Linked DNA regions of Homo sapiens: regions 1 and 2 are each linked to region 3. Evidence: read pairs that join two places in POLR2A ChIA-PET (ENCODE). Cell type or tissue: PC-9. All regions are shown on one strand. Region 1 overlaps LINC02413 (long intergenic non-protein coding RNA 2413). Region 2 overlaps LOC105369905 (a long non-coding RNA gene). Region 3 overlaps PLEKHG7 (pleckstrin homology and RhoGEF domain containing G7).

Region 1 (4,000 bases), 220 kb after region 3:
GCAATCACCAGCCACTACAGTGAAGATTCAGAACATTTCCATCACCCCAGAAAGCCTCCTAGTGACCCTTTGGAGTCAGTCCCCTCCCCTCAGCCTGAGCTCCTGGTGACCAGTGATCTGATTTCTATCCATGTACTTCTCCCTTTTCCAGAGCATCACCTGAGTGGAACCGCACAGTATTCCACCACAGTATTTTGCATCCGACTTCTTTTCCTTGGCATGTGCTTTTGAGATTCATCCTTTGCTGTTATATTATCAGTGGTTTGTTCCTTTTTGTGGAGAGTATTTTATTGTTTGGATATACCACAGTGTGTTTATTAGTTTATCGCCAGTAGATGGACATTTGTATTGTTTCCTGTTTCTGGCTGTTAGGAATAAAGTTAATATAAATATAAAAAAAAAAAAACCCAATAAAACAAGAAGCTAGAAAGTTGCTAGTTTTCAGTAGAGGGGGACAGGCTGCTGTAGAAGCTCAGGACTGCTCTGCTTTTGGCACCCAAAGGTGAGAGTGTTTTGCTGAAGGCAGCAGCTGTGAGGAGTGACAACTCCACCAAAGTCAAGGAAGCAGGTGTAGAACAGGCAGGTCATAGGTGGCAATCTGTGGTCCTAAAATACCCTGGAAAAGACCGGGAGCCCTTACAGGATTGAGAAACCAAGAGAAAATGTGGGGCAAAAAAATTCCTCAGGTTTCATTCACAGTCATCCCCACAGCCATCTTAAGTCATCAAGAAAGATTCGGAAAAGCTCCGAGAATCAGCAGATGGGGGCTAGTGCAAAATAATACTTTTTGTCTTAATTATTAGTAATCTCAATCCCTCACTCAATTCTTAGGTTGATGCCTGGGAGGTAATATTTACTACCTTGCATTTCCATAAATGGTGACCTTTTTTATATGGATGTTGGACACCAGGGAATGCTCTTAAGTTAACTGCATTTCATCAGATCCCCCTACTATTTAAATTGATCTTATTTCTATCATTTCACCTCAAGATTTATTGTTCTTATCTTACATTCTAAAGAACTGAGGGCTGTCTTTGAAGTGGATATGAAAAGTTTCACCTCAGTCTACCAATATATCATTGAAAGTTTAAAATAACAAATACAAGAACAAAAATACTCTCCACTTGTCCAAGCATCCCAGGAGGTCTCTGTATTGTTTAAATTACTTCTGAGTTTAAATTGCAATTGCTCTAGTAAATTAGCTAACATCTGCTGTCTGCCTGATGATGAAGACCACCCTACTAGAAACCAAATACACTCTTTGCTTGAGTCATTTATTTACTATCCAGGACAACACTGACTCACAGCAGTATAATATGAGCCACATTTTATTTTAAATGTTGTAATAGTAACCACATTTTAAAAAGTGGGAACAGATAAAATTAATTTAATAATACATATTTAGCTCAGTTTATCAAAAGTATAATTTCAATACATAATCAATATAAAAATTATTATTATTATTTTGAGATGGGATCTTGCTCTGGCACCCAGGCTGGAGTGCAGTGGAGCTCACTGTAACCTCAACCTCCTGGGCTCAAATGATCCTTCTGTCTCAGCCTCCTGAATAGCTGGGACCACAGGCACACATCACAATCCTGGCTAATTTTTTAATTCAACTTTTCTTTTCTTTTTTGAAATGGAATTTCACTCTTGTTGCCTAGGCTGGAGTGCAATAGCACAATCTCAGCTCACCGCAACCTCCACCCCCCGGGTTCAAGCAATTCTCCTGCCTCAGCCTCCTGAGTAGCTGGGATTACAGGCATGAGCCACCACTCCTGGCTAATTTTGTATTTTTAGTAGAGACGGGGTTTCTCCATGTTGATCAGGCTGGTCTCGAACTCCCAACCTCAGGTGATCCGCCCACCTTGGCCTCACAAAGTGCTGGGATTACAGGTGTGAGCCACCGTGCCTGGCCTTATTTAACTTTTTAATTTAATTTTTTATTAATTATTTTTTTATTTAATTATTTTATTTAGAAATTTTTATGTAGAGATGAGGTCTCACTATGTTGCCCAGACTGGTCTCTAACTCCTGACCTCAAGTGATCCTTCTGCCTCAACCTTCCAAAGTGCTGGGATCATAGGTATGAGCCACCACACTCAGCCAATACAAAAATTATTAATGAGATATTTTATATTCTTTTGTCTTCATACTAAGTCTTCAAAATTATGTGTGTATTATAATCTTATAGCACATCTCAATTTGGACCTGCTACTGAAGGAGATTAGCCACCCCAAAATATGCCACTTTGGCAAAACGATTATTTTGAGCTGAAAGCAATTATGAATTAACAGACGCTGGAAGGAGGTCTCTGCCCTCTCCTTATCTGCCTAAAATCAGAGCATAAACTTCCCTTGGTGCAGGTCCCCTCTCCAACCCTCCCCTGCCAGGAAAGGAAGAATGACTATTATCATTGGAGAGGAGGAGTCAACACTGAGATGAGTTTGCACAAACAGAACTTACTAAAATAACCTTTACCTTCCATTGGTTCTCTCATCATTTTGTAGTTACTTCCCTATGATTTACCATCCTTTGAAGCCCAAACTCTTTTCTCTTTGTTAAAATGGTATATAAGCCCTCAAGTCTAACTGCTTCTTTGAGTTTCACTTCTATTATGTGAACTCCCATGCACATAACTATTAATAAACATTGTGTGCCTTTTCTCTTATTAATCTGTCTTTTGTTAGTTTAATTTATTTAACTTAAGAAGATGGAGGAAAAGTTTTTCTTCCCCATCACTACATTTCAAGTGCTTAATAGCCACATAAAGCTAGTGGCTATATATTAGACAATGCAGGTCTAGGAGAATATGTAGCATAAATCATTTCTAATCTACACTTTATTTTTTTTTCTTATGCAAAACCTATTTTTGTCAGTACTTTTTCCATGGTTGCAGAAAATCAGCATAAACAGTGTTACATTTTAGCAGCTACCAGCAATTAGTAACGTAATGGAGTCTGTAATACTTTAGTTTTATATTCTTGAAGGTTTCAGAGCATGAGAAAAAGACCAGTCCTTTCCCAAATTTCTTCGTACTTTGGTCCTGAAAAAGCTATTACTAATAGTTCTGCAAAGTGAAAAAAAGTAAATCTCAATTTAAAAATTACACGTGGTTTTAAAAACAAATAAATACAAAACGAGACTATATCAAAAAGCCAGGCACGGTGGCTCAAACCTGTAATCCCAGCACTTTGGGAGGCTGAGGTGGGTGGATCATGAGGTCAGTTGTTCAAGACCAGCCTGGCCAACATGGTGAAACCCCATCTCTACTAAAGATACAAAAATTAGCTGGGTGTGGTCATAGGCACCTGTAATCCCAGCTACTCAGGAGGCTGAGGCAGAGAATTGCTTGAACGTGGGAGGCAGAGACTGCAGTGAGCCGGGTTGTGTCACTGCACTCCAGCCTGGGCGACAGAGCGACAGAGTGAGACTCCTTCTCAAAAAAAGAAAGACTAAATCAAAGTAAGAATTCACTTTGTACTTTGCTGGAATTTTCTATTCTGTAGTCAATGGTGGTTTCTAGTAGTGCAGGGTAGGGAAACTCCAGAGCCCAACTAAAATAACCACATGTTCTGAAGTTAATTAAAAGTATAAATTAGTGTTATAAATAGCAAGATGTCCCATTCAATGGTTTTAATTATTTTACTTCTTTGAAACAACAAATGGATTTGATTAAAGAATAATTTGATCTATTAAAATGTAATTAAAGGCATGTGTTTGAGCACTTCCATTATTTCTCCAAAAATATAAAGATGTGCCCTTTATCCCTTTGTATATATATTTTGGCTGCATTTAAAATTTACACAAGTGTTCAATACCTAAAATCTAAAAGTAGGATTAGATGTAAAATTCCCACATGATTGTTATTTTATTTTTCCCACCACCATATCAGACATGAAAGATGAATTGCGAATCTTCTTCCTACTTTTCTTTCATGCTCTGCTCTGCTCTGAATGAAGACTCATGCTGTAGCAGTTAAATGAAAATAAGATCTTTT
Region 2 (4,000 bases), 140 kb before region 3:
TGATAAAGTCATGAGGGTGGAGACCTCATGAATGGGATTAGTGCTTTTATCAGACTGTAAAGAGACCAGAGTTCTCCTCTTCCACCACATGTGGATTCAGCAAGAAGATGCTGTTTATGAATCATGAAATGGGCCCTCACTAGACCTCAAATCTGCCAGCACTTTGATCTTGGACTTCCCAGCCTCCAGAACTGTGAGACATAAACTTTTATGCCATAGCCACCCAGTCTATGGCATTTTGTTGTATTAATAGCAGCCCAGATGAACTGGTACTACCTAGATATTCTGACCTCCTTCCAGAAAGTCACCAGATGACTAGTGCACGGTGCTTGCTCTTATACTGCGTTACCCTGTGCTATTGTGAAACAACTGTCCTTGTCCTTTATAAAATGTAGGTCTGTAAAAGGGATCACAACAGCCACTGCTATTCGCAAATTATCGAGACCACCCAAATTAATAAGTCATATTAATCACAGACTCACCCAATATGATGACAAAGGGAATCTTAAAAACCATCTAGTTAAACTCTCCATATTTGACTGATAAGGAAACCAACGCCAAAGAATAAATAACATGCCCAAGGTCACCTAGGAAATAGGCTGGAGAGCTAGGGCTGAAACACCAGCTGCCATCCTTCTGTACTGCTAATAATTAGGTAACTTAGGTAACTATCAATTAGATCTTTGAGGAACAATATGTGTGGCAGTTTAGAAAAGAGACCCCACAGCCAGAGACCCTCTGATTAGAATCTGCTCCACAACACATACCAGCTGTCACTTAAACTTTCTGGACCTTAGTTTCTTGTCTGTAAAATGGGAATAATAATCATATCAACTCAGAGAGTTAAATGAGATAACATGGCTGAAGCACTTCGAGTCATACCTAACAGAGTAAGTATTCAATGAAAGGAAGATGGCATGCTTATCTTCACTACTCATGCTACAGACACTAGGTAGATACTATTGTAAAAGCTATGTTATGGTCAAAATGCTAGAAATGTTGATTTGCCAGTCCCAGTGCAGGATTGTGCAAGAGAATTTCACAGGCCACAGAGGGCTGCCTACCGTGGCCACCTTTGAGGTTACTACTCCAATCTAGAACACCTAAAGATAGAAATTTGCAAAATCCTGGGAAATGCCTCATGTTCAAAACAGAGTAGTCTACTATGCAAGCCAATATCTCTCTTCTATGGATATTGGTCATTAAAACCTTTCTAACTTAATATCTATGGACTATTAAATCTAAATATTTTTAACAGCATTAAGCACCCTGGATTGCTGTGTATAAATCTACTCCATTTTTACCAGTTAAAACGTTCCGCACTAGACACATTTTTGCTAGTACATTAGAACCACACAGTTAGTACCTTTTTTTTCCCCTGAGAGAAAGAGTCTACATTTCTGACACTGCTAGAGGAAACAAAGCTACTTTGTTATTAAACTACCATTGTTTTTAGTTCCTTTGTCCACAAAACCATAATGAGACACATACAGAGTATCCACATTTAGATCTGGTGTGCTAACAGAATGCTTTCTTTCGGGGAAAAAAAGTATATATAAAGAAAATTACTGTACAAATAAACATGTCCACCTGTTGACAGTGCTGGTAACCACTGGGCAATATACTTTGTCTCTCTGAGACTTTGTCACAGAAACCACTATATCTAAGGTGACTTCTAAAGAAGGTACGCATTTCTCATGACCTTCTCAGATGGACAAATCTGCATTGAATGAGTTAGAAAGACAAGAATAATTTGCTCAGAAATCATAGACGTTATAAGTGAAGTTACTACGCTTTTTAATTCAGAAATTTGGCACAAGAGACCAAATAAGCATTTAGAGAATTTTATAGAAAGAAAAATCTCTAGCAGTGATTAGGTTCAGCTAAGTGGAAGCTCAGTTTCTCAGTATAAAGGTAGCAAAGCTGGGAAACCCCAATATATATTCAACGGCTAAATCATTCCTGACTCTTGACCATGAATCCCACAACTCCCTGTTTTGTTTTTACTTGCATGAATCACTGGTGCAATGCCTCATTAATTTGCAAAAGTAAGGATTTTTTTTAAGTGACATACTCTATACTTTTAAATTCTATATACACATTACATATTAGGTGAAAAGATTAGAGGTTACAAAACCATTCCTGATTTGATTGCTTTAGGTAAAAATAAATTTAAAAAATATAAAAAGTAAAATTCAGGAAGAAAATTATTAATAAACAGAAATAAATTCAATTATTTCTTCCCTCTTTTGTTTGGTAAAATAGTAGATTGGGCCTCCCTTCTCTCTGAGTCCTTAGAATATACACATGCTCATACATCTACAAGAGTTTTTCAAATAGAGTAGTCCCCTGTTACTCACAGGGGATACGTACCAAGACCCCCAGTGGAGTCTAAAACCACAAATAGTAGTGAACCCTATATATACTAGGTTTTTTTTTTCTGTACATACATACCTGTGATGAAGTTAATTTACAAATTAGGTACAGTAAGAGATTAACAATAACAACTAATAATAAAATAGAGCAATATACTCTAACAAAAGTTACGTGAATGTGGTCTCTTTCTCTTCTCTCAAAATATTTTATTCTACTATACTCACTTATTTTAGGACTCTGGTTGATTGCAGGTAATTGAAAGCTTGGAAAGCAAAACCCTGGATAAGAGGGACCTACTGCTCACAGTCTCTCCAGGGACCTTATGTCAAATCTGAGAGGGGAGAAGAAATGTATGAAGACAGAACCATTTTATGGAGCATGGGGCTCTGCCAGGCGCAGCTATAGATGTTATCACATCCATCTTCTCAGCCACCCTGTGAAGGAGTTATCAGCAGGCCCATGCAGACAAAGAAATTGAGGAAGATTCAGTGATTCGCTCCAGGTCAGCAGCTGGTAAGTGTAGAGTCAGTACTAAAGCAGGGTCTGTGGGGATATTGTCACACCAAAGGGTTAGGGCCTGGAAGACCTGGATATACCCCCGACCTGCTACCACCTCAGGTCTGGGAAAGATCACACTTTAAGCTTTTTTTTTCCTTTTTTTTTTTTTAACTGCAATGAGACAGAAATTTCAGAAGAGGAAAAGAATCTGGAAACAGAATCTCTGAATCTCTGACCGTCTAATGCTGCAGGTTTTGGAAGGCTGCCAACGTGCTCAAGGAGCCATGGAGAAAATAAGTGCTGTCCCTTCAAAGAAACGTCTTTCAGAAAGGAAAAAAAAAAAAAAAAAAAAAAAATCCCATGAACGGCCTTCTTTCTCTAGAAGACTGGAGGGATTTTTCCCTCAGGTCAATGACCATCACATAACTGATCATATTTTCGTTTTTGTTTTGGCCCGTGGCAAGCATAGAATCAAATTTACAGCTCAATTTTATTAACCTCATAGGACACTCTAGTCTAAATATTTATTCTAGCTTTTGACATGGCCTTTCCTTTTTATGTTTATATATTCCTAGGTACCAATTTTCAACTGTTTTATACTGTACTAGCTTGTAGATTATGTATGCTTGCTGACAAACTCAGTTCCTATGTAACCAATAGACAAAATAAATAATTACTTCAATAAATAAATAATTTGGTCACTCTCTTTAGTACCTGATACAGTTGTTAGTCTATATTAGTTTTTATTAACTATTCAATATATTTACTTCACATTACAAGTTTTACTAATTGTATTCAAGTTATTTTCTTATTCAGACAAAACACAATTGTCAAGTATACACCATATGCCAGGCACTGAGCTATGGGTTGGGCTTCCAAGGGAAGCAGCACACACACGGCCTTTGCTTTCAGGAAAACAATGTTCTTGTCTCACATACAGAAAAATAAGTGCTGTTGCTATCTGTGATAAGTGCAAGGATGAACTACAGGGAGCCCATAACAAATAGACTTGAGCTAAACCCAAGGGTGGGCAGGATTTCCCCAGGCATGTAGCGTCTGAACTAAGCTCCAGCAGCATTATGTAAGAGAAGAGGGGAGTGGAGCAAGATTGGAGTTGCGGGTGCAT
Region 3 (4,000 bases):
TTTCTCTTTCCTGAAGTACTTGATGTGGGCAGGAGACAGCCCTGGCCTGTTTTTGTTTGTTTGTTTCTAAACACTGACTATAGAAAGAATGTATAGGGCGGGCGCGGTGGCTCATGCCTATAATCCTAGCACTTTGGGACGCCGAGGTTGGGTGGATCATGAGGTTAGGAGTTCGAGACCAGCCTGGCCAACAAAGTGAAACCCCCGTCTCGACTAAAAACACAAAAAAATTAGCCAGGCGTGGTGGCGGGCGCCTGTAATCCCAGCTACTCAGGAGGCTGAAGCAGGAGAACCATGTGAACCTGGGAGGCAGAGGTACAGTGAGCCGAGATCCCGCCACTGCACTCCAGCCCGGGCGACAGTGAGAGACTTCGTCTCAAGAAAAAAAAAAAAAGAGAGAAAAAAGAATGTGTAAGCTTCAGGACTGTGTTGTATTAATAATTCAAAGAAGAGACTTTCATTTTAAGCGCTCCTGCTATATTAGAAAAAGAAGTCTGCTCTCCCACTATCTTTTCTTTGAGGCCAGCTAGGAAATGACAGAACAGGCTTTCTTTTGCAAACACAGAAACCATGCCAATGTCTCTTTTTGTTTTGTTTTACATTTCACCCAGTTTGGTGGATGCTGGATTTTGAGTGGTTTTTGGCTTTTCTTGGCCTGAAGTATTCAGGTGGTTTTGTATTTTTGCCACATCTTAATTTGTTTATAAACCTTGGTTGGATGTGACTTCCCTTTAAACACAAAAATAAAATTTTTTAAAGGAGTGGTGAAGAACAAAGAAGAAAATATTATATTGTTTTGTATATTTTTATTATCTATATTTTCATACACAAAAAAATCTACCGCATATGTTTAGCTTGTTCTACGAGCAGGGGCCCCATTACCTAAGCCTTAGTTGCATTTCATCAAGTATCAGAAGTCATTAGCTAAGGAAGAAAGGGTTTTTATAGTAGAGTAGGCTTTATTTGGACATAGTGGTGGGGTCTTGGCATTGAAATAAAATTTAAAAAAAAATTATAAGCTAGATAAACCTCCCACCCTCGTTAAAACAGAAACAAGCCAAATAGAAAACAAACCCCAGATTCTTGTACTAAGAAATTGTTTGGATTTCATATGAAATGATTTGGCTTTTTGTCTTTGTAATATCTTTTTCTAGTCTTTGGGCTGAGAAATGCTTTTCTTATACAACACGAAAACAGATATCGACAGTGTATAGCAGCATTCTTATTACAAGCCCAAACGGAAAACATCAAAGTATGTATTTTAATTTTGTAGGTCTTTGATTCTTCAGAGTTTACATAAGCTCCCCCCAAGTGTCTTAAGTAACAGTGAATGGAAAGTTTTGTGTTTTTCTCTCACCCACTTGGGAAGGGCAGATTTGGGAGGAGGGGAGGGGTACATCTAGTCCATATAATGCTCAAAAGCCTCAGTATTGACAATTTCCTCACACTTGTGGGGTTGAGGAACAATTTCCTCACACTTGCGGGGTTGAGGAACAATTTCCTCACGCTTGCAGAGTTCTCCTGCAGAAGCTCAAGAACTGCCTGCGTTCTACAGTTTCTGTAGGAAATGGGGGAAGAATTGATTTGGATTGCATGATGAACCTTTAAGATGCTCCAATCAGTTTCCAAAGTGCATATAATAGGATATTAGCTTAAGGAGGGCCTGGCGCAATAATGATCCCTGTCAAGTCAGCTTGTCAACCTTTGAAAAACTGCCATTGTTTTTACAGCTATGGAGTTGAAAGAGCAGCTGCCTGACTCTGGTTTCTCTGTCTTAGAAGTTTCTATTTTTGTATTTCCCCTGGTAGGCTTTCATCATATCTACAATGTGGCCAGACAACAAATGCAATATTCAATTTCCTGGGTCACTGCCCTCAGTCTCTTTCAAGTTATACTACAGGTTAAGAACTTGTTTCCACAGAGAATAGAAATTCCAGCAATGCCACTTTCAAACTACATATATTCTCAGTGCTCATTTTTCTAATGAGTTATCATTGACTATTGTTTCTTGATTACTCATAACTGTTATCCAACATGCATACCATACTCATTTAGCCCATCTGCATTTTCCTGTAAGATTAGAAGTATTTATATTAGATGTAAGAAAGAAAATGGGAAACATATGCAAATGTTTCATTAGTCTTCAGTTTTAAAGAGCTGGTCAATAAATATAGCAGAAAATATTAGCCCAAATATGTGAGAAATTGTCAGCTTAACATTCTAATCTCTATTTATGTATTTTTTTCTTTTTTTCAACAGAAAACATGGATGGCACAAATAACAACTGCAATTTCTTGCTTTACCAAGAGTCAGGAAACCAAGAAAATATCTTTATTCACATTGCCCGCAGAATCCTCTGAAATTTAGGGACCTAAAACAAGTGGCATGTCTTTTTAGAAGATTATGGTTTAAGGTATAATTTCATTCAAAGTTTTGTAACACTTAGCTAGTGATAAGCTAGAAGGAAATTTGCATTTTAAAGAAGTTTCAGAATTTGAAATTTTGAGCTAGGAAAATCCTCAGTATAGAGGAATAATGACTGCAACAAATTTGAACTCTGAGGAATTTCTTGACAAATATATACTGACATCCAGATTACCTTCTAATGCTTCCGTCAGGTTTGTAAGAGGTGTGAGTGAAGAAAGGTGCTAATTTGTAAAGGGTGAATGATCAGATAAATGGAGTATCAGAAGGAAAACAATGTCCACTGCTTATGTCCAATATGAACTCCAGCATCTTACTCTGTATCCATAAAATAATGAAACCAATTTTCCTTCATGGCCTGTCAATCAGTCTTAACCGCTTTATAGTCCTACCTCAAACATAATGATAAATCTTTAGATACAAAGCTTGATTGTTCTTTTAATATACAAAGCAATAAATAGGGACTACATTTAAGTAGCAGTTTTAAAATTCCTATTCTCAAACTCATCTCAGGTATATAGTACTCTAACGTGGAAGTAGAAAATCCCAAAGACTAAATTCCATTACTTTAAGATAGGAAGAAAAAAAAAATCTGGCTTTCACCAGTTAACACTTTTGCATGGCTTTTCTTGGCCTGTTGTGAAGTGTACAGATTTTCATAGACATAGTAAGGTATCTGTCTCTTAACTTTATTTTTTGAAGAATGATGGTGTTTGCCATAAAAATACTTTCTGGTTTTGATTGGTGTGTGTGTGTGTGTGTGTGTGTGTTAGCACAGTACAGTCACTTAATTTTATTTGGCAGGACTTCAAATTTCTTCAGAATTTTTATCATGAAAGGCAGTTTGAATAATTATTATCATGGCAGGATATATACTATTAACTACATTCAAGGAACTAGTTCTTAGGGTCAGATTATTGCATCAAAGGGAAGTCCACAAACTTCCATTTCAGAATCGTACCTTTTGCAATTTGCAAAGTGAAAGTAGTAAATTTATCAAATTTGGCTGCAAGACAACTGAAGCCTTAGCTGATTTTGTTAAGCTGAAGAATGGGGTAGAGAGGATAATGTTTGGGCAAGTCATGTGCCCAGTAATTCCTTGAGGAAGGTGAAATTTCACTATGCAAACAAAGCAGTAAAGACAAGTGCAGCAGAAAGGCTTTTGTACAAGGCAAGCACTATTAGAATGGAGACTAATAACCTCTTTATAATAATGTCAGAAATTTAATAGAAGAAAAAAAGGAAAATCTGGAGGACAGTAACTATTGTTAATAGCTAAGAATAAATGAGGTGGAGGGGAGAAAAAGGGGAGAATAGACTTCAAGCTTCAAGTGAATTCCTAGAGATGGCATCTGGATGGGACTGAAAGCAGTTATGTCCAGGAGAATACAATATAGATTATGCAAGAGAAGATTTTATAAAGAAATTTCTGGTTAAAAAAAATTTTTACATTAACAATCATCTTGCAAATGTTTAGATATAAACTAACCTCGGAGGTGAGCAGTGGACTAGGATGAGGTGGCCTCTCAAATTCCTTTAGTCCCATGAATCCAGCAACCACAGACTTACATGTATA

The links. ChIA-PET counts read pairs that join two places held together with the same protein. Peaks named below come from ENCODE experiments on the same cell type or tissue, not always from the same donor. Only the 100,000 strongest peaks of a DNase experiment are listed, where the experiment ranks them.
Region 1: POLR2A ChIA-PET joins it to region 3 with 8 read pairs; 2 of 35 experiments call an interaction of 5 or more read pairs at or near these places.
Region 2: POLR2A ChIA-PET joins it to region 3 with 5 read pairs; 2 of 35 experiments call an interaction of 5 or more read pairs at or near these places.

Annotation. Positions count from the first base shown.
Region 1 is chr12:92,990,975-92,994,974 of GRCh38, forward strand. All of the region lies in intron 1 of LINC02413 (long intergenic non-protein coding RNA 2413), which reads left to right. Among named protein-coding and RNA genes, the nearest start is that of LINC02413, 2.2 kb to the left of the region's middle. In PC-9, no CTCF peak of the experiment used is centred here; no DNase peak of the experiment used is centred here.
Region 2 is chr12:92,626,692-92,630,691 of GRCh38, forward strand. LOC105369905 (a long non-coding RNA gene) reads left to right here. Exons shown (of 3, transcript XR_945211.3): 2 at 2,628-2,889; 3 at 3,060-3,564. All of the region lies in intron 1 of LOC124902983 (a long non-coding RNA gene), which reads right to left. Among named protein-coding and RNA genes, the nearest start is that of PLEKHG7, 74 kb to the right of the region's middle. In PC-9, no CTCF peak of the experiment used is centred here; no DNase peak of the experiment used is centred here.
Region 3 is chr12:92,767,829-92,771,828 of GRCh38, forward strand. PLEKHG7 (pleckstrin homology and RhoGEF domain containing G7) reads left to right here. Exons shown (of 17, transcript NM_001377329.1): 16 at 1,155-1,252; 17 at 2,260-4,000. The coding sequence ends at 2,367. EEA1 (early endosome antigen 1) reads right to left here. Exons shown (of 29, transcript NM_003566.4): 29 at 2,809-4,000. Among named protein-coding and RNA genes, the nearest start is that of PLEKHG7, 67 kb to the left of the region's middle. RefSeq lists a silencer at 1,411-1,611. In PC-9, no CTCF peak of the experiment used is centred here; a DNase peak (open chromatin) is centred at 1,843; H3K27ac peaks cover 414 bases.